Regions from separate parts of the Homo sapiens genome. Here all the other regions are linked to region 1. The links are chromatin loops, found by intact Hi-C in ENCODE. Cell type or tissue: heart left ventricle. All regions are shown on one strand.

What was found. Peaks named below come from ENCODE experiments on the same cell type or tissue, not always from the same donor. Only the 100,000 strongest peaks of a DNase experiment are listed, where the experiment ranks them.
Region 2: a loop joins it to region 1, with 7 times the contacts of the local background. A loop is called at or near these places in 39 of 110 quality-filtered maps.
Region 3: it touches region 1 in a loop (2.4-fold over the local background); 2 of 110 quality-filtered maps call a loop at or near these places.
Region 4: a loop joins it to region 1, with 6 times the contacts of the local background. A loop is called at or near these places in 26 of 110 quality-filtered maps.

The regions. Positions count from the first base shown.
Region 1 is chr15:76,864,898-76,869,897 of GRCh38, forward strand. The region is part of intron 2 of SCAPER (S-phase cyclin A associated protein in the ER); the gene reads right to left. Among named protein-coding and RNA genes, the nearest start is that of SCAPER, 38 kb to the right of the region's middle. In heart left ventricle, CTCF peaks have their summits at 2,026 (motif pointing left) and 2,226; no DNase peak of the experiment used is centred here; H3K27ac peaks cover 1,053 bases.
Region 2 is chr15:76,188,007-76,193,006 of GRCh38, forward strand. TMEM266 (transmembrane protein 266) reads left to right here. Exons shown (of 11, transcript NM_152335.5): 9 at 3,962-4,151. Among named protein-coding and RNA genes, the nearest start is that of ETFA, 120 kb to the right of the region's middle. RefSeq lists a silencer at 2,091-2,244 and an enhancer at 3,026-3,095. In heart left ventricle, a CTCF peak has its summit at 2,930 (motif pointing right); a DNase peak (open chromatin) is centred at 2,925; H3K4me3 peaks cover 216 bases; H3K27me3 peaks cover 4,195 bases.
Region 3 is chr15:76,662,903-76,667,902 of GRCh38, forward strand. It overlaps SCAPER (S-phase cyclin A associated protein in the ER), which reads right to left. Exons shown (of 32, transcript NM_020843.4): 21 at 2,751-2,887. Among named protein-coding and RNA genes, the nearest start is that of MIR3713, 79 kb to the left of the region's middle. In heart left ventricle, no CTCF peak of the experiment used is centred here; no DNase peak of the experiment used is centred here; H3K27ac peaks cover 210 bases.
Region 4 is chr15:76,233,307-76,238,306 of GRCh38, forward strand. All of the region lies in intron 9 of ETFA (electron transfer flavoprotein subunit alpha), which reads right to left. Among named protein-coding and RNA genes, the nearest start is that of ETFA, 76 kb to the right of the region's middle. RefSeq lists an enhancer at 1,008-1,697. In heart left ventricle, a CTCF peak has its summit at 2,104 (motif pointing right); no DNase peak of the experiment used is centred here.

The DNA of each region.
Region 1 (5,000 bases):
ACAAAGAATATCAAACATACCCTCACACATTTTTTTCCTGAAGCATTTGAGAACAATCTGCAGTTATACTCCTTGGCAGTAAATACTTCACTATGTATTTTATATATGTAAGGATACTATCCTATATCACTATACTATAACTAACAAAATCAGGAGATTATCACTGATACAGAATTATTATTTAAATTACAGCATTTACATTTCACCAACTATCCCATTAATCTCTTTGACAGTATAAAATAAAGTTGAGAAAAAGATATAAGCCCAATTCTCCCAGAAGCTCTGCAAACCCCAAAGAGGATAAATACGAAGAAAACCACACTTAAGCATATCACAGAAAAACTGATGATAAACTGAAACAAAGAGAAAAATCTTGAGTACAGAGGAGAGGGAAAAATCAACTCATTACCTTTAAAGCAACAGCCATAAGACTGACAGCCTTGCATTGTCCAGGAAGTGATAAAAGTAATAATTTATAATAAACTCTAATAAATTGGTAACTTATTGCCTATTTAGTGGTATAGTAGGGTCAAAATCCTGACTGAAAACGGTTCAAAACAGAATGATGAGAAAAATGGGGATACTGAGTATTAAGATACTTTGAGTTTCGTCATAAAGGAGAACAAAGAAATAAATAAACAGAATGGATTTTTAAGATGAGTGATAGTATATCATACTTTCATACTGATGGGGATGATCCAGTACAGAGACAAATTGTGTTATGGTAAGAAAGAGGGAATGACAATAGGTGCTAAATCTGTGAGTGACAGGAAACAGGTTTCGGTACAAAAATGAATCAACTCGCCAACTAATATCCAACTACCAGAAAAACAAAGACTATATTCTTCTACTCTAATTCTCTGTGATGAGAGTCTAACCCAAATTTTCCTCTCCAGAACTTGTCACTTTTTACGTCTTTAATGTAAACATCCGTACCCATATTCCTTCATTCCTCTGACCTTACCCTGAATATCCATGTGTCATCTACTTACCTGACTCATTAAGGTCTTTCACTGAAACTCATTTGTCTATGATCACTGTCCAAACCCCATTCAGTGTCCTGTAGATTTGCAAAAGTCACTTCTCTACTCATTCTCATACTTTCCAATCAATGTAACACCAGAAAACTTCGTCCTTTAGCTTAAGCACATCTCCCATTAAGTATTGGTCAGTTCTATCTAACTTACACTGGCATCTATCATTTAGCATTGTTCTAACCAAGGGTATCACTATTGCTTCCAGGCCAAATGAACAAGTATAAATAGATGGCCTACTTTTCAGCTCTACTTCAGATAATTCCCTTACACAATCACAGAACATCCTGTGAGACAGAGAGAGACACTGAGTGTGTGTGTGTGTGTGCGTGTGTGTGTGTATATCAGGTCAGAAAATTCACTATGCCATACATTACATTCTAAGTCAAGAGTCTTCACAAAATAATGAGTTTCCAAGAACTAAAATGGATAATCACAAAATAGCAATGTTGTAACACTAGACCAGAAAACTTCAAATCTAACATTCTTTACTTCCATAAACATTTCAGCTCCACTATAAATTTTACCAAGTTAGCTCTTTTGTATTTAGTACATATACACAGACACACATTCAAAGAAAAACCACTAGCTCAAGACTTTGATTTTATTCTTAATTCCAATACTTGATAAGCAAAAACATTATAACTACTCATCTTACTACAAGATCTGATTGAAAATCATTTTTCATTTTAAAGCACAGATGCTTTTTGTAATACATGCTGAATGGATTCCTTTTAGTAAAAACCCATAAATTCTAATGATTTTTAGTAGTCCAGTTCTTATAAAAATGTCAGTAGTAATGTAAATAAAATAGTTTTAAGCATTTTAATATCAGTATCAGGGTTTGAAATGCAATACATGGTTCTGAGATACTTCATAAAATAGATGTCTATTTCAAACAGTATTTTTTTTTAACCTAGGTTCTTTTCTCACAGGAGTCTTCAACAAAATATGTGTATTTTCATCCAAAGTCACAGTGTGCCACCTAGTGCTGTATGGAGATTTTACAGAGGCCTGTTCAAATACTTAATGTTTCAACTAAAAGTATAAAGATCAGCCTTCAGTGAAAGTTTTTATGTTCAAATCTTACAGTACATAATCTAAGAAAGTGTTTACAATAGTTACCAAAGAGGCTAGGTACTTCTGAGACTTGCTCCCAAAGAAACTTCTTTCTCTTAGGTTTAAAATATCTAAATAATTTCAACAACTTTCCCCATAATCTTGAAAAGGTTACAAGTACTGTTTACTAAATGTCTATGTATCTGTCTCCATAAAACTTTCTACTTTATACAAGTTCTTCAAAATCCATTCATACCACTATCTGCCCATAAAATGAAATTCTTGTATCTTTTTTCCAATGTTTTTCAGCTTTCTGAATAATTCAGAAAAGAACCTTTCTCTTAAATTCCCACTACTAACGCCCTTAATACTTTGGGTAGCATGAAGACAAGATTACTAGTCATGCAGCTTACCTGAGAAACCATGTAACTAGTACAATTTTCCTAATATTACAGAATGATAAGCTGGAATCCTGTTCAGTAATTTACGATAACTTTATCAGTTTTTACCAATATTTCACACCATCTAAAGGTAAAACCATAGATGAACTAAGGATGGCTAAACTATTATAAGGGGGAAACAACTTCTCTCTTGTATGAGCTACTCTGTTCTGGAGTCTCTGTTATAGCTCACTAGCCTATACACTAAATGATATATCAAGTCTTACCGAGTCTATCTCCTAAACACAACTGGAGAATGTAAATCCACTACCATCACCCTAGTCCAAGCTATCATCATCTCAAACCTAAATTACTAATACTGTATCAGCCTCCATGACAGAGACTACAATATGCATCAAAACCACTTGCTTTCTTTCCTGTCACAAAGCTAGACAACACCTTCCAGTCTTTCTTGCAGACAGATGGCCATGTGACTAAGTTCTGCATGCTAGAATATAGGGGAAAATGAGGTAAGCTATGTCCAGGTCTGGGTTTGCTTTTTTTTAAGTCTCCTGCATCATCAGCTATGTTCTCTCCCTCAATTCCCCACTTACTGGCCAGATGCATAGGATCTAGCAGACCTCTCTAAAGAATGATAGAGTCATAAGATAAAAAAAAAAATTTAGTCCCATCAAAATGTGAAAGGTCACATGCTGAATACCTACACTGAACTATTAAGTGAACAAGAAATAAACTACTAATCTGTTGGTTCCCCTTCCAGTTATGAAAACATAAAAGGCATCCACATTGGAAAGGAAGAAGTCTAATTAGCCTAGTTTGCAGATGACATCTTTTACTTAGAAAAAGATAAAGACAGCCAGGTGTGGTGGCTTACACCTGCAATCCTAGCACTTCGAGAGGCAGAGGCAGGAGAATTGCTTCAGCCTGGGAGCTCAAGGCTGCAGTGAGCTATGATCGCATCATTGCACTCCAGCCTGGGTGACAGAGTGAGACCTTGTCTCAAAAAAAAAACCAAAAAACCTAAAGACTACACCAAAATCTGTTAGAACTGATTAACAAATTCAGTAAAGTTACAGGATACAAAATCAACATACAAAAACCAACAGTGAACAATCCAAAAAAGAAAATCAAGAAAGCAATCCCATTTACGATAGTTACAAAGAATATAAAATATCTTGGAATCAATTTAACCAAAAAAGGGAAAGATCCAGACAAGGAAAATTGTAATACACTGATGAATGAGAATGAGGAGGATATAAAAAATGGAAAGATATTTCATGCTTATGAAATGGAAGAATACTATTAAAACAACACTACCCAAAGCAATTTACAGATTCAATGCAATCCCTTTTCAAAATACCAATGACATTCTTTACAGAAATAGAAAAAAAAATCCTAAAACTTATATGGAACACAAAATACCCCAAACAGCCAAAACAAACCTGGGCAAAAAGAATAAAGCTGGAGACATCACAGTACCTGACTACAGTAACAAAATCAGCATGGTACTGGCATAAAAACAAACACACAGACCAATGGAACAGAATAGAGAACCCAGAGATAAACCCATGCATTTACAGCCAACTAATCTTTGACAAAGTTGACAGGAACATACACCAGGGAAAGAACACCCTATTCAATAAATGGTGCTGGGAAAACTGGATAACTTTATGCAAAAGAATAAAACTAGGTTCCTATCTCTCACCATACCAAAAAATCAAATCAAAATGGATTAAAAACTTCAAAGTAAGACCTGAAACTATGAAACTACTAAAATAAAACTTAAAAGAAATGCTCCAGGATATTTGTCTGGGTAAAGAATTTTTGTGTAAGATCTCAAAAGCACAGGCAACAAAAACAAAAATAGACAAATGAGACTATATTAGTAACTAAAAGGCTTCTGCATAACAAAGGAAATAATCAACAAAGAGACAATCCACAGAGTGGAAGAAAATATTTGGAAATTACCCATCTAGTAAGAGATTAATAACCAGAACATATGAGGAGCTCCAACAACTCACTAGCAAAACACAAATAATCCAAATTAAAAATGGGCAAAAGATCTAAATAGACATTTCTCAAAAGATATACAAAATGGCCAACAGATATATGAAAAAAGACTCATCACTAATCACCACAGAAATGCAAATCAAAACTACAGTGAAATATCATCTCACGCAGTTAAAATGGTTTTTATCAAAAAGACAGGCAATAACATGCTACCAAGGATGTGGAAAAAGAGGCACCCTAAGTACACTGTTGGTGGAAATGAAAATTAGTATGCCATTATAGAGAACAGTATGAAAGTTCCCCAAAAAAACTAAAAAGAGAATCATCATATGATCCAGCAATTCCACTACTGCGTATATATCCAAAATAAAGGAAACTAATATATCAAAAAGTTATCTGCACTCCCATGTTTATTACATCACTATTCACATATATGGAATCAACCTAAGTGCCATCAACAGATGAATAAAGAAAAAGTATTACATATACAAAGTTG
Region 2 (5,000 bases), 680 kb before region 1:
AGAACCCATTGTGCACATTTCCCCCAGGGCGTCTTGTTGGTAGCTTGAAATCAGCCATGCTAGGAGTATGCCTTCCCCCCCCACCCCGCCCCACTGGAACACCACTAGGGGCTGAACAAGAGGTAACTGATAATCCTTTAAAAATGGTGGTTTGTTTTCACGCTGCTAATAAAGACATACCCAAGACTGGGTAATTTATAAAGGAAAGAGGTTTAATTGAGTCACAGTTCTGCATAGCTGGGGAGGCCTCAGGAAACTCACAATCATGGCAGAAGGGGAAGCAAACACGTCCTTCTTCACATGGCAGCAGCAAGGAGAAGTGTCAAGCAAAAGGGGGAAAAGCCCCTTATAAAGCCATCAGATTGAGGCAGGCAGATCATGAGGTCAGGAGTTCGAGACCAGCCTGGCCAACACGGTGAAACCCTGTCTCTACTAAAAATACAAAAATTAGCTGGGCGTGGTGGCACATGCCTGTAGTCCCAGCTACTTGGGAGGCTGAGGCAGGAGAATCACTTGAACCCACGAGACAGAGGTTTCAGTGAGCCGAGATGATGCCATTTACTCCAGCCCGGGTGACGGAGCAAGACTCTGTCTGAAAAACAAACGAACAAACAAAAACTAAACCATCAGATCTTGTGAGAATTCACTCACTATCATGAGAAAGCATGGGAGTAACCACCCCCAAGATTCAATCACCTCCCACTGGGTCCCTCCCACGACAAATGGGGATTATGGGAACTACAATTCGAGATGAGATTTGGGTGGGGACACAGCCAAACCATATCAAGCATGATCACAAATATTTATCTGATTTCCTTCCCCAAACCCCAATGGAATGATAGTAAAGAACAAAATCATAAATGCATAAGAATTAAGAAACTATCTCTTGGACAAGTACAGTGGCTCACACCTGTAATCCTAGCACTTTGGGAGGCTGAGGAAGGTGGAGGATTGCTTGAGTCCAGAAGTTTGAGACCAGTCTGGGCAACATGGCAAGACCCTACAAAATATATCTTGTCCCTACAAAATATAAGAATAAAAAAATTAGCCGGGCATGTGCCTGTCGTCCCAGTTACTCAGGAGGCTGAGGTGGGAGGATCACTTGAACCCATGAGTACAAGGCTGCAGTGAGCTATGATCATGCCACTGCACTTTAGTGTGGCAGACAGAGTAAAACCTTGTCTCAGAAAAGAAAGAAAGAAAAAGACAGAGAAAGAGAAAGGAGAGAGGGAGGAAGGGAAGGAGGGAAGTAAGGAAGGGAGGAAGGGAGGAAGGAAGGGTAGGTCTCTGTCCATCGTGACAATCTTGTCTCAAAAAAAGAAAGAGGGAGCAGAGAAAGAAGGAGGGGAGGGAGGGAGGAAGGAAGGAAGGAAGGAAAGAAGGAGGGAAGGAAGGAAGGCCTCTTTAAGTCTTGTCCATCAGGACAAAGAGGAAAGAGGTTTTAGTGAATTGCGGGGAAATGAAGACTAGACAAGAAAGTGGCAACTGATTGAACAGAGTGGGGCATGTGTCACTAAAGTGCTCACAGAGGAGGACAGTGAGGGAAATGGGGTACTTTTCCCCTCGGAACCCCTGAGAGTCTGGGAGGAAGGGGGTGTAGTGTGAAGCTGACACTGGGTGGGGGTGGCTAAAGGTCTGCATGCATAATATTTGAGATCCCAAGACACCCTCCCAAATCCTGCATGGCCAGGAGACTGAGCTCCCCCACCCTGCAAGAGTCAAGGGGTTTGTCCTTGGGAGAAAATGAACCAGGGGGCTCTGCATGTGGGCACTGGGTTAGGCAGGGACCTGGGGAAAGGTGGAGGGCTGAAAATGAGGATTAAATGAAAATCTTTCCCCCTAAAAGTGGGACCCTCTGCCCTATTCCCCTGCCCTACTCCCAGCACAGAGGCAACCAAAATTATAGCCTCAGGCAGGAAGCTGAAAACCTGCAGTCCCAGAGACCGAACCTATAGACACTGACATTGGGAGGCTGTCCAGTGCCAGGTTGCTGCCTGGCCACCCTGTTGTTGGTGAATGCTTTTAGTTGTATGTGTTTTACGTTCATAAAAGTAAAATCAACAAAATATTAAAATAAATACACAATAATATCAGAAGGTGATAAGTTCAATGCAGAGAATTCAGATAGGCTGATGCAACTGAGTGCCTGGGGGGCTGCCCTAGGTGGTGGGTCAGGGAAGGCCCCTCTGAGGGGGGCCACCGTGTGATCTGGGACAGAGGAAGCAGCTGAGAACGCGGCCCTGAGACCAGCGCATGCTTGGTATCTTTACAGAACCAGAAGAAGGATTGCGTCTTGGGGTCAGGTCACGGGAGAGAGGATGAGACAAGTTGGTCAGGTGGGCAGGGCCAGATGGTGCACGTGCTTTGTAAGCCAAAGCTAAGGAGCTCGGGCTGTCTCCCAGGTGGGGTGGCGAACCATCGAGGTTTATGGACAGGAGTGTCATGATCTGACCTGGGTGTGGGAGAGTCCCCCTGAGTCCTGTTGGAGTGATGGCAGAGGGACACAGAAGCCACGGCTGTAGGGGCCAGAGCTGGCAGTGGAGGTGGAGGGAGGCGGGACAGCTGCTGGACTTGGGGGATGGATGGGATGTTGGGGTGGGGGAAAGGGAGGAAGCAAGGAAGGTGATTGCATTTTTGGCTCCAGCTAAAATGAGATAAAAACACTTGAGGAACAGGTTTGGAGAGACAGTGAGGAGTCCTGCTTTGACCAGATTGATTTTGCAACTCCTGTGAAAGTGATACTGTCGTGGAGGCATTGGCGATGAGAGTCTGACACCCCAGTTTGAGGGGTCAGGGCTGGCGAGGTGCATTTGCGCGGCATTGGTAAGTAGGTGACCTCTTAGGCAGGGCGCCCGGGCGTGGTATTTCTCTGTCCGCCCTCCCGACTCGCTCCGTTTAGAAGCGGTGCGAGGCGTGCGGGGAACACTAGGTGGCGGTGAAGGCTCTCCTTCCCGCGAGCCCGCGGCCGGGACCTGCAGTGTCAGACCTAAACTCCTCGTTGGCCCAGATGTCCCATGAAGGCCTTGGCGCGTGAACAGCCATCTCACCCACAAACCCAAGAGGTATCTGGAAGCCTTTCCAAGAAGCTTTCCCCAACAGAAAGTAAAACAAAATTAAAATGTGTGCAGCTTTTACAAGGCCAGGTTGCTGCCTGGCCACCCTATTGTTCATGAATGCTTTCAGCTGTGAGTGTGCTTTACCTTCGTAAAAGTAAAATCAACAAAACATTAAATACACAATAATATCAGAAGGTGATAAGTGCAATGCAGGAAATTCAAATAGGCTGCCACGCCATCTGGGAGAAAGCCCTTAAGAGGAAGCAACCCAAGTCCTCAAAGAGGTGAAAACCCCATTTTACAGAAAAGGAAACTTAGGCTGGAGAGGTGACGGGACTTGCTCAAGGCCACAGGGCCAGGAAGCCACACGGCTTGGACTGAATCGGTCTGGTCCTGGGTGCCTCCTCGTGGAGAAAACGAGCCAGTGTTCAGACCAGCGGGCAGTGACGCCAGGATGGGGTCCCCCAGGCTGGGACGGGGGCCCTGGGTGTCCTGAGGTTTCCTGTTCTGAAAGAGGCTTTCATGTTGTCGAGCACCCCTTGGGGTCACACATCTGGGCGAAGAGCTAGAACTGAATTTGCACCCAGGGCTCCTGACTCCCCGTCCAGTGGCCTTTCCACAAAGGAAACACGTTGTGTTTCCTCTCCCGGGCATCCGTGAGATGGGGGCCAGACTGCAAGGCACCTGAGACGCAGGATCGCACAGGTTGGAAAAGGCTCCGCAACCGTAAGAAGCTCTTGCGAACCGCGATGCTGGGAGATTCCTAAGGAATCATCCAGCTGCGGGAGGCTCAGCCCAGTCCTCCCCACCCCGCCCCCATGCAGGAGCAAAGCGCCCAGAGGTCAGGCTGGAGGCCCCCGCCGGCCCCTCGCCGCTGATTCAGCCTTGCCCGTCTCCCTCCGCAGTTTGAGATCCGGCAGCTGCGCGCGCACCTGGCGCAGCAGGACCTGGACCTGGCTGCCGAGCGCGAAGCGGCGCTCCAGGCCCCGCACGTGCTCAGCCAGCCGCGCAGCCGCTTCAAAGTGTTGGAGGCCGGCACGTGGGACGAGGAGACGGCGGCCGAGAGCGTCGTGGAGGAGCTGCAGCCCTCGCAAGGTAAGCCCGGGTCTCCACCCGGCCCCAGAGTGTCACGGCCGGGGATCCCCCTCGCCTCCCTCTCGCGCCCCGGGACTGTGCGCAGAGTGGATGGGGTTCCTTTCAGGTGTGTGCCCCTCCTTCACTCGTGATTGGGGGACACGCTCAGATCAGTAGCCTCGGTACTGCCTGTCAGAGCCCAGGAGAGAGCATGTAGTCCAGCCACCGACCCAAACTAGAAATGACTCGTCCCCATTTCATGCCTGTGGCCACTGGCGTGCGTTGTGTGTGGTGTCTTCCCTGTCCTCGCGGTAGCCGGAGGAGGAGGTGTGACTTTTCTGTTGTATGGCTGAAGAAACCGAGACCCAGGAAAGCCGTCCAAAGGCGCATCGCTAATAAGTGGCAGAGCCAGGCTTCCAGACAGAGGTCTGGGGCTTCCTACTGGACTACCACCTACTGGGGCCCAAACAAGTCCAGGCCCGGGGCCACAGTAGCCCAGAGCTTGAGCCTTGCAGACGGTGAGAATTCACGAGACGGTGATGTTGGTGGAGATGGGAACACGAGCGATAGCCCAGGGTAGGGTCCTGTATGGAAGGGAGTTATTTCGAGATTCAAATCCCAACTCTTCTGTCAGCCAGTTATGTGATGGGACTCTCTTGGGGCCTTAGTTTTGCCAGCTGTCAAGTAGGAGCAGTACTGAGGCTTCCTCACAGGGCTGCTGCGAGGCTCAGAGGTTTCGGGAATTGCACGGGGCCACCCAAGCCAGGAAATGGTGGTACTGGGCTGGGAACTCGGGCTGTGGGACCCAAAACCCCAGCTTCATCCAGGAGCCACTCTGCCTTGGCATGCCGTGTCCCCTGCAGGGCAGTG
Region 3 (5,000 bases), 200 kb before region 1:
AAGATCTCTTAGACACACCCAGAAAGCACTAGACATAAAAGAAAAATACTGATAAAGCATATATCATTAAAATAAAAAAAATTTGCTTATCAAAAGCTATTATAAAGAAAATGTATATGTAAGCTCCAGAATGAGAGAAAAGACATCTCAATACATACATCTGTCTGATAACTTGCAGTCAGAATATATAAATGACTAATAAAATGACAGCCCATTTTTTTAAATTGGGACACTTCATAAAGGAAAATACTGAACAGTTTTAGAGGATATGAAAAGATGATCAATATATGTGTTAGTCACTGGGGAAATGCAAATTAGAACAACGAGATACCACTACATTCCCACTAGAACTAAACTAAAATTTTAAAAACTAGTAATACCAAATATTGGCAAGAATGTGAAGGACCTGGAATTCTCACGGATTGCTAATGGGAGTATAAAATGGCACAACTACTATGGAAAACAGTTTGACAATTCTACTTGTAGGTATTTACCGAAGAGAAATAAAAATATTTGTTCACCCAAAGACTTTAAAGGAGCTTTATTTATAAATGTCCCAGATTGGAAACCTAAATGTCTATCAGTAGAATGTGGTATATCCATACAATGGATATAGTCAGCAATAAAAAGGGAAGAAATTACATATACACATCAACACAGATAAACCTCAAAAACAGTATAATCAGTTAAAAAAAAAAAGCCAGCTGCAAAAGAGTGGATGTCATTTGTATAAATTTCTAGAACTGGAAAAAGTAATCTCCAGTTATAGAAAGCATACCAGCGGTTGCCTCAGGCCAGGAGTGGTGGGAGACTGACTGCAAAGAGGAACAAAGAACTTTATGGGGAAATGAAAATGTTCTATATCTTGATAGGGGTATGGATTGTATGACTGTCTAGATTTTTCAAAACTCAAATGGTGTATTTTTGACATCGCCACATTGCACTTAAATAAATCATACATCAATGAAAAAAGTCAATAGATACAGTTAGTATGCATAGAATGGACACAGATGGCAAAATATTAGAAGATAAAACTATTTTTCCTATGGTTATTTACATTTTTAAGATTTTCCTTAAACAAAGCATTAGTTACATTTAAAAAAAAAGGCCCTCAAAAGCAGTTTCATTGATAAGGTGACATTTGATCAAAGACCTGAAGGAAGCAAGGAAGCCAGCTGTATGGATGTATGTGAGAAGAACCTTCTAGGAAGAGGAAACCTGAACTATAAAATCCTTGAGGTTTTGACAAGAGCAGCGACAGGCTGTGACTTACATTTTAGCAGGTCTGTTGTGGCTGCAGTGTTTAGAATATACAAGGGCAGAAACAAGACTAGTCAGAAGGCTACTATAACAATCCAGGTAAGAGCTGACTGAAGCTTTGGATCAGGGGAAAGCAGTGAAGTTAGAGAGACGTTGTCAAATTCTGAATATATTTTTAAAGCAAAGCTAACATTTGCAGTTAGATTGGATGTGAGGTGTAGGAGAAAGACAGATCAAGGATGACTTTAATGGTTTTGGCCTAAGCAACTAGAATAAAGTATTCATTTGCTGATATAGAGAAGACTATGAAATGAGGTAGGTTTTTGTGGCAAGAAGAAAGAGCAGGTTTGTTTTGGACATACTAAGTTTGAGTAAAGCTGAAGATATAAAATTGGTAGTCATTGGCAAGTAGAGGTATTTATAGCCGCAGAACCAGGGAGCTCACCAAGAGAATGTGAACATTAAAAATAGACAGGTTCAAAAAACAGGCCCTTAAAACATTCAAAAGTATCAAGAGGTCTGCAAGTTCTCAGGATAAACTAGAAATGAAGGTCAGTAATGCTCTAAAATACACCGTAAAACTATTCTGAGAAATCTGGACTAACTTCAAAAACTAAAATCAAAAAAGCCTTTTCTATTCTTTGATTAAATGAGCACTCTGAAGTTATCATTGATTATGTAAATTGAAATAGACACCTAGATTGATCATTATCTAAACACTGAAACTACAGAGAGATAACTGCACTGTTCACTATTATTGTACGTTCTATATTCCTATAATCCCATGGGTCAAGCTTCTCCATCTTTGAGACACTTAGTAGTAAAAGTATACGGACATATTCAGAATAGTTGCCCTTGAATAGCAAAGGATTATCTGCTAAAGCAGAGCTATCTCTGTGTCCTCGAACCGGACTCATCCGTCATCAGATGACACTCAAAGCTTGTGAGGTAATGATGTACTACACAGCTGTCTGATCTTCAGATGACACTTTGGAGGCTGATGATAAACTACAGGTCTGACAACTCACTTTCCATTTTAAGATATTTCTTGAACTTTTTCTTGTTGTGACAGGCAACCAAATTGATTAAGCCTAGTCATGGGATTTGACACTACAGCCAGTAGACTTCTATTTGTTGATTGCTATTGATTTTCTTTGATACTTCATTTAAAAATCAATAGTTGGAAAGAAAAATAGGCTTGGTTTACACATACTTAAACATACTATTGTATGCTGGAGGAGGCACAAGTTTGGCAGAGCTTTGGCATCCAATTATAAGAAGAGCTCTTAACAGGTGAAAGCAAGGGCTTTAGATCGATATGCAGTTTTCTTTCTCAATCAAGGAAAGTGGCTATAAATTAGGCTCATCAGTGTTATTTCCAAGGCTTTCATGAAGCAAACAACTTTAAACTTTTTTTGTCTTCCTTGGATTTACATTAAAAGATACATCACTAAAAGTTTTTCTTTTGCTTTTAAGGGTATTTAAGGTACCTGAAGTTCATCCGGGCTTTTATCTTTTTGGCTTTTTTTTTATTTTTTTGCCGCTCTTCTCCATCTTTCAAAGCTTCTGCTGGAGCTGTACTTTCAACCACAATGTCAATAATGTACTTCTTCAAGGAAAGATGCTCCTGCAAGATAAATAAATAAAATAATAATAATGAGGATGATCATTTAAATATAATATAGGATTGCTATAGACTACAGTGAGTTTAAGACATTTGATGAAACTAAAAGTAATCTCCGTAATACACTGGTTTCTACAATTGTTATGGAAAACGTTGAAGAAACTGTTTTACTTAAGGATTTTACATCACTGACTTCACTTCATTGCATATCAATTGTGCCAATGCTAAGGCTACATGGACATAAACCCTACCAAGATATCACACAAGTAGAGTAGGAAAGGTAAAATATATTCACAAAACTATAATATCATCTATAATACCAAGCCAATCAGAGATTTAGAGTGCCGTTAAGAACCCGAAGAGGGAAACAAGATCACTGTTCACTAGGCGGAAGAGGGGGAAACTTCAGCAAGGAAGCACCATATCTGCTATCCCTTGAAGAAAGGATAAAATGTGAACATACGGATATTAGGTAAGTATATTTGGCCTGTGAGTAGGGTGAGGCTGCAGGAAGGAAAAAGAAGGTCATCTCAGAAAACACATCCTAGAGATGAGAAAGTGGAATGTGGGTATCCACAGCAAAACTTTGGTTCAGCAAGAGCACATAGTGTTTGGTCAAGTTCCCCTCCTTATCCATCTTAGATTTTATGGCCTATCACTATAATCATTCTGTTGCCTGTGCTCAACTCTTTTCCCCCTTTCTTCTTTCATACATGCATGGCAAAATCCCAATCCTAAATCCAACTCTCTCCCTATTCTGAGCCTATGTCTGAAGCAGATTAATGTGGCTATAATTACAAACTTTAAATTTATGAAATTACACCTCAAGTGGCCTCTAGTATTCCCAGGCAGTCAAGCAACTTTACATTAGTTAATCTACACACTTGCCTTGCTAAAAATTATTTTAGACTCTCTCCTTAAATCTCCAATATCCGTCATCTCCTAACCCCATCTCTCAGTTCATGACTATGTTTATTTGATTAAGGAAAACAGCATTATTCAGACGAGAGCTTCCACACACTCCCACAGCTAAATGTATCAAACAATGTGCATATGTGCCCGTACACTCTCTTCCCTCCTGTTATAATATATGAACACCTGTTCCTATCTAAGAGCAAGTCCTCCAAATATAAACTGGATCCCATTCCTTGTCTCGCATTTTTATGGTTATTTCTCCTCTTATCTACATCATCAGTTTTCCCGTTTCTACTTAAATCATCTCAAAAGGATTCTTGTTTGTATGTCTCTGATCAGCTACTATCCTTTTGTACCAAAATTTGTTGAAACAAGTGTATTTTGCCTCTACTTCCTTAGCTCTCATTCGCTCCCAAACTCATTTTAGTCCAGCTTTTGCCCTTACCACCCTTACCAATCTACAAATTTTCCTTGTCAAGGTCAGTAACGCCAGTGGCCAATGTTCAGTTCTTATCTGTTTCTTGCAACCTTAGTCCTACAGATAATTTCCTCCTACCTGAGACTCCTTCACTAGGTTTCCTGACATCACATTGTCCTTCTAACTCATTGGCTGCTCCTTCTAAGTCTTCTTTGCTAGGTCCTTTTCCTCTTCTTGACCTCTAAATGTTGAAGCATCCCAGAGCTATACTCAGAGCTTTCTTCTTCTCTATCCAAACTCACTCACCTAATGCAGTAACTTGAAGTATTACTCATACATAGAAAATTCTCAAATTTTTATCTCTAGTTCTGACCTCTCTCCTGAACTCCATTCACCTGCATAAAAATGTCTCCTCGAATTGCCTGAAACCAGGAGGTGGAGGTTGCAGTGAGCCGAGATGGTGCCATTGCACTCCAGCCTGGGCAACAAGAGCGAGACTCAGTCTCAAAAAAAAAAAAAAAAAAAAAAAAAAAAAAAAAAAAACGCTCCTCAGCCAGAACAGCAGCTCAACACCTGTAATCCCAAAACTTTGGGAAGCCAAGGTGGGAGGATCACTTGAGGGCAAGAGTTCGAGACCAGCCTGGCCAACATGGTAGAATCCCGTCTCTACTAAAAATACAAAAATTAGCCGGGCATGGTGGTATATGCCTGTACATACCTGTAATCCCAGCTACCTGGGAGGCTGAGGCAGAAGAACTGCTTGAACCCAGAAGGCAGAGGTTG
Region 4 (5,000 bases), 630 kb before region 1:
TAGAAGTAATTCAATAGGCTTTTTTTTTTTTTTTTTTTTTTGAGATGGAGTCTCACTCTGTCACCCAGGCTGGAGTGCAATGGCACAGTCTTGGCTCACTGCAACCTCCACCTCCCAGGTTCAAGCGATTCTCCCGCCTCGGCCTCCCGAGCAGCTGGGACTACAGGTGTATGCCACCCCACCCAGCTAATTTTTGTATTTTTAGTAGAGATGGGGTTTCACTATGTTGGCCAGGCTGGTCTCGAACTCCTGACCTTGTGATCCACCCACCTCGGCCTCCCAAAGTGCTGGGATTACTGGCATGAGCCACGGCGCCCAGCCTTCAATAGGTAATTTTAAGGTCACCTCAGTTTATTCTGACTAGCATTTCATTCATAAAGGGACATTTGTTAAACTGTTAATCAAAATATACTAACATTCATATTCAGAAAAACCCGGCAAACAAATTCTAACATAAAGATTTTTAAAGCAAGCTATTTAGCTAGACACCACTCTTTTAGGTATATTCTCAAAGCAAGCATTGGAAAAGACCAGTAGTCCTGTAAACGAGTCTTTCTGTCATACATGTCTACAGCAAATTCAAGTCTTAAAAGCTCCATGTGCATTATAAAATGCTAATAAAAATGTTGATTCACTCTGGCAGTAAACATAAACATAATATAAATGAAATTACTTAAAACCCCCTGTGTCCCCAAAAATGAATTCCATTGACTTTAACCATAAGTGTCACTAAGGAAATAAGAGATTCTGGGCCAAAACAAACTGAAGGCAGTTGCTCCAGGGCCATTTCTACCTTTCTGATCACAATAAATGGTCCAAATGGATCCACATGACCAACAGGACTTTATTTTACTGTCTTGCAAACATGGTCCTCTGAATAAACATAAAAGCACTGAAACAATAACCCAGAACAAGTATAGGGATTTTGGCGGCTGCTCTGAGGCTCTGATAGCTCTCTCAGGAAGAGAGGCTTTTTCCCTCCTTTTTAAAAAACATGTACAGGCAATTAGACTAATATCTTAGTCTAATTCCTCATGGTTCAGAAAGCATTTTTGTATTTCAATAATAATAATAATTAGTATACACAAAACTCTCTACAGATGCTAATTTATGGGGCACTTCAGATGCTGCTTCACAACATAACAAGACAATCCCTTCCCTGAGGCACTTTCCTTCTAAATCAGATAGTAAGACCATTTGGAGAGAAAGTGAGAGATGTTGCCAGGGAGTACAGCAATTAAGGGTTATACAAGGCGTGGTGGGGGACGGTGGGGATTAAAGGAACCAACAGAAACAGAAAGAAGGAGGGAGAGTCCTAGAGATAGGCCTCGTGGCTTTAGAATCTAGAAGAGTGAGAATTTAGAAGAGAATGGATCAACCCCAGGTGGCTGATAGCAGTCTGAGTTGATCACTCTGTGATGCCAAGAATAGGGGCTGTGCGGAGAAGTAAAGCCACAGGATGGGAAGAGGACCAGAGCTTATTCTGAAATATAGAGAAGGGATAGCACTTAACCTTAACACAAACAAGTACTGGCAGAAAAAAGCACAAATACCTCTTCCTTTGCCAAAACCTATAGACTCATTCAAAGAACTCAGGGGCTGAGGTCTAAACTAGTTACAGTGGGCTGAGATAGAAAGGGCAGCAGGACTGAGAAACTGTTGCATCTGATGCGGTTTAACAGGTTTACCGTATCACTGTGGTTAAGAACCTAGGCTCTGTAGCCTCATTGCCTCCATTCAAATCCCACCTCTGCCATCTGATAGCTGCATGACCATGGGCCATTCATGTAACCTCTCTATGCCTCAGACTGCTCATCCAAAACACTGGAATTATAAGAACTCCTGCTTTATAGGGTTACTGTTGAGGCTCGTCCTTAGCATAGTATCAGATTTCCCAAGACACATTGATGTGTCACTCACGGGTTGAGGTTTATTCAAATATTGATTTTCTCAGCCCACTAGGTGGCCAGGTGGGCTCCTGAGGTAGCCTCAGGACTACCATGTACAGCTGAGCAGGCTGCACACTGAATAACTCTGAAGGAGGGCACCACTCTTAACAGTCACTATAGCCCTGCATTTTTATTACAATAACTTTCCAACAGATGGCAGTAAAGTAACTTGAGACACCAGTACTTTATAATTTGTACAAAAGAGTTGTGTGGACTTGAAGTACTGGGTGGCCAGAATCCCCTGTGGTACAAATATTCTAACTGTCTAAGTGTACCATAATAGGAAAGAGTTGAGCAGCACTGGGTAACTGATTTTACTGTTGTTGATATTCTTACTGTACCTTACAGGTAATATAAAGATGACTAATTCTCTGTGCCCTGTCCTCAAGAAGCTCACAGTCTAACAATTACAGGTTACGGCAAGGTCACAAAAATCTGTAATCCAATAAAGGAAAATGGAAAAGAGGTGTGATAGAGCTACAGTCTCTCATCAGCCCCTCACTTTCCTACCTGCCACTGAGAAGTGGAAAAGCCGTTAGGAGCAGAAAACAGATTAGGGGACAATATCTTTACCTTCTGACAAACAGGGGCCCACTTTTGCCATCTATCCCCATCTGTTCCTGCTCCCTTAAGTCCTTTAGACAAAACAAGCTTTTAAAGCAGGTTTTAATGGTCCTGGCTTAATGATAAAACTGCATGTCTGAGAATTAGAGGGATGATTGGAATGAAATCTTCAGACTTTTACAGAAATCTAACCAACCTGTGGATTCAACATGGCTAGTGTTCTCTGGTGGATGATTAGGTTTTTGGCTGCTTTCTTCAGAAAGTAAGTATATACTAACATCACTCCTGCTTTACCCAAAACACGTGCCCAAACCTGGAATTCTAAGATGTATTATCTGAGCTCTGCTTTTCCAGAATTTCATGTAGAAGCTAAGGGGAAAACTGTCCTCTGCTACATTGCATTTTCGCTCATCACTGTTAAGCCCCAAACAGAGTTATTCGATACATCTATACTTATATATCTTGTAAGCCACATATTTAATGTTAAATTTTCTAGTGGCCACATTAAAGTAAAAATAAACAGGTAAAATTAATTTTTAATAATGTAATCTCAGGTCAGACTAACTATATTTCAAGTACCCAATAATCACATGTGGCTTAGAGGTTATCATACTGGGCAGCACAAATCCAAAATAATCATAGAACAAACTAAAGAGCCTTCTTGTAAACTCCACTAGGGAACCGTGGACTATGGTCTGACAACAGATCTAAAGACAGAATGGCATTGTCTTATGTGTCTGTGTTGCTTCTGTTGGCTCAGAACAAGACCATTTACAGGTTCTATTATGCTCAATGGGAACGTGAACCAAAAAGGAAAGTCAGCAGTGTGGCAGAGCTGAAGATTAGCATTAGAGGCAGCAACATTAAACAAGAGTAGCCAATATAGAGAGTCACAAATAGATGACAAAAATCTATCAAATTTCAGGTGGTGTGGCCCATTATAGGAAAACCAAAAGCAGATGAAAACTACTGGTTTAACATGATCAGTTTATACTCTGAAAAAGCAACTCTCTATCAAATTTTGTTCTCCAGTAACTTATATTTAGTTCTTAAAACTCTAGATGGACCTGAAAAATATTTCCTCAAAAACTCACAGTTCTAAAAAAGATTTTAAAAGTATCTGAAATATGTGAGTCAAAAAAATTAAAATGGAAATTTAAAAATACATGGAACAAAACACCAAAAAAGGAAGGGTATATCAGAACATGTGGGATGCAGCTAGAGTGGTATTTAGAAAGACTGATTGATTTTGAGACAGAGTCTCACTCTGCTGCCCAGGCTGGAGTGCAGTGGCACGATCTTGGCTCGCTGCAACCTCTGCCTCCTGGGTTCAAGCGATTTTCGTGCCTCAGCCTCCTGAGTAGCTGGGATTACAGGAACGTGCCACCTCGCCCGGCTAATTTTTGTACTCTTAGTAGAGATGGGGTTTTGCCATGTTGGCCAGGCTGGTCTCGAATTCCTGACCTCAGGTGATCCACCCACCTCGGCCTCCCAAAGTGCTGGGATTACAGGCATGAGCCACCATGCCTGGCCGATACTTAGAAGGATTTATAACCTCAAACACATATTAGAAAACAAGGATGATGGAAAATTAGTAAGCTCAGATCTCAACTCAAGAAAGTTGAAAATGAGGAGGTAAAAGAAACTACTACATTATTCAATCATTACAGTTAAATAAATAAGAGCTGGGTTCAGATCCTGACTCTCCCACTTACCAATCTGCATTCTTGAGCAAATTATTCAATCTCTCAAAGGCTCAACTGCTGTTATGTGTAAAATGGAGACAAATACCTGCAGCTAATAGGATTGTTGTGATGATGAAAATAAGATGCACATAAAGTACTCAAAATATTTCTATAATGCTATTATTTCTAAAATGATCATCAAATCTCTAAACTAGAAGGCATTTTTAATGTTATAGTTCTAAACAGAAAAGGAGACAGCCAACTGTCAAAAATTTCACTTTAAAATGGTAACTATTACTATCTATATATCTATAGTCAAGAAAGTTGTTACTAACTTGATACAATTCTTCCAGGGGAGTGTACTGGGAAAAATTTTCTTTGACAGCTGTTAGTTTCTTCTTTGCATTTAGTACTGACCATACAGTTAGAATTTCTGCCCAGCTTCCTAGCCAGTGCTTGCCTAGGAAGTTGGGATGATTTCTTTACAGATTTCTAACACAATCTTTGTGCAAGGATACATATCCCAGATGCAAGTACTAAGACATATCAAGTTGATCATATTAAAAATATAATACATATGAAGTTGAAATTATGTGAGTTTATGATATAAAATCATAAATTCATGTTTTTCTGGAATTGGAACAGTATTCTGCCTGCAGCAACTTCAGATCTGCTTTACTTTAAACACAGTAGAATGGAGAGATTTAAATGTTTACTTTTTGTTTATATGAAATACGAATATGAGTAGGGTGGTTAAATCTGGAGCATTCAGAGCAGAAATACCATGCCAATATTGTTTCCT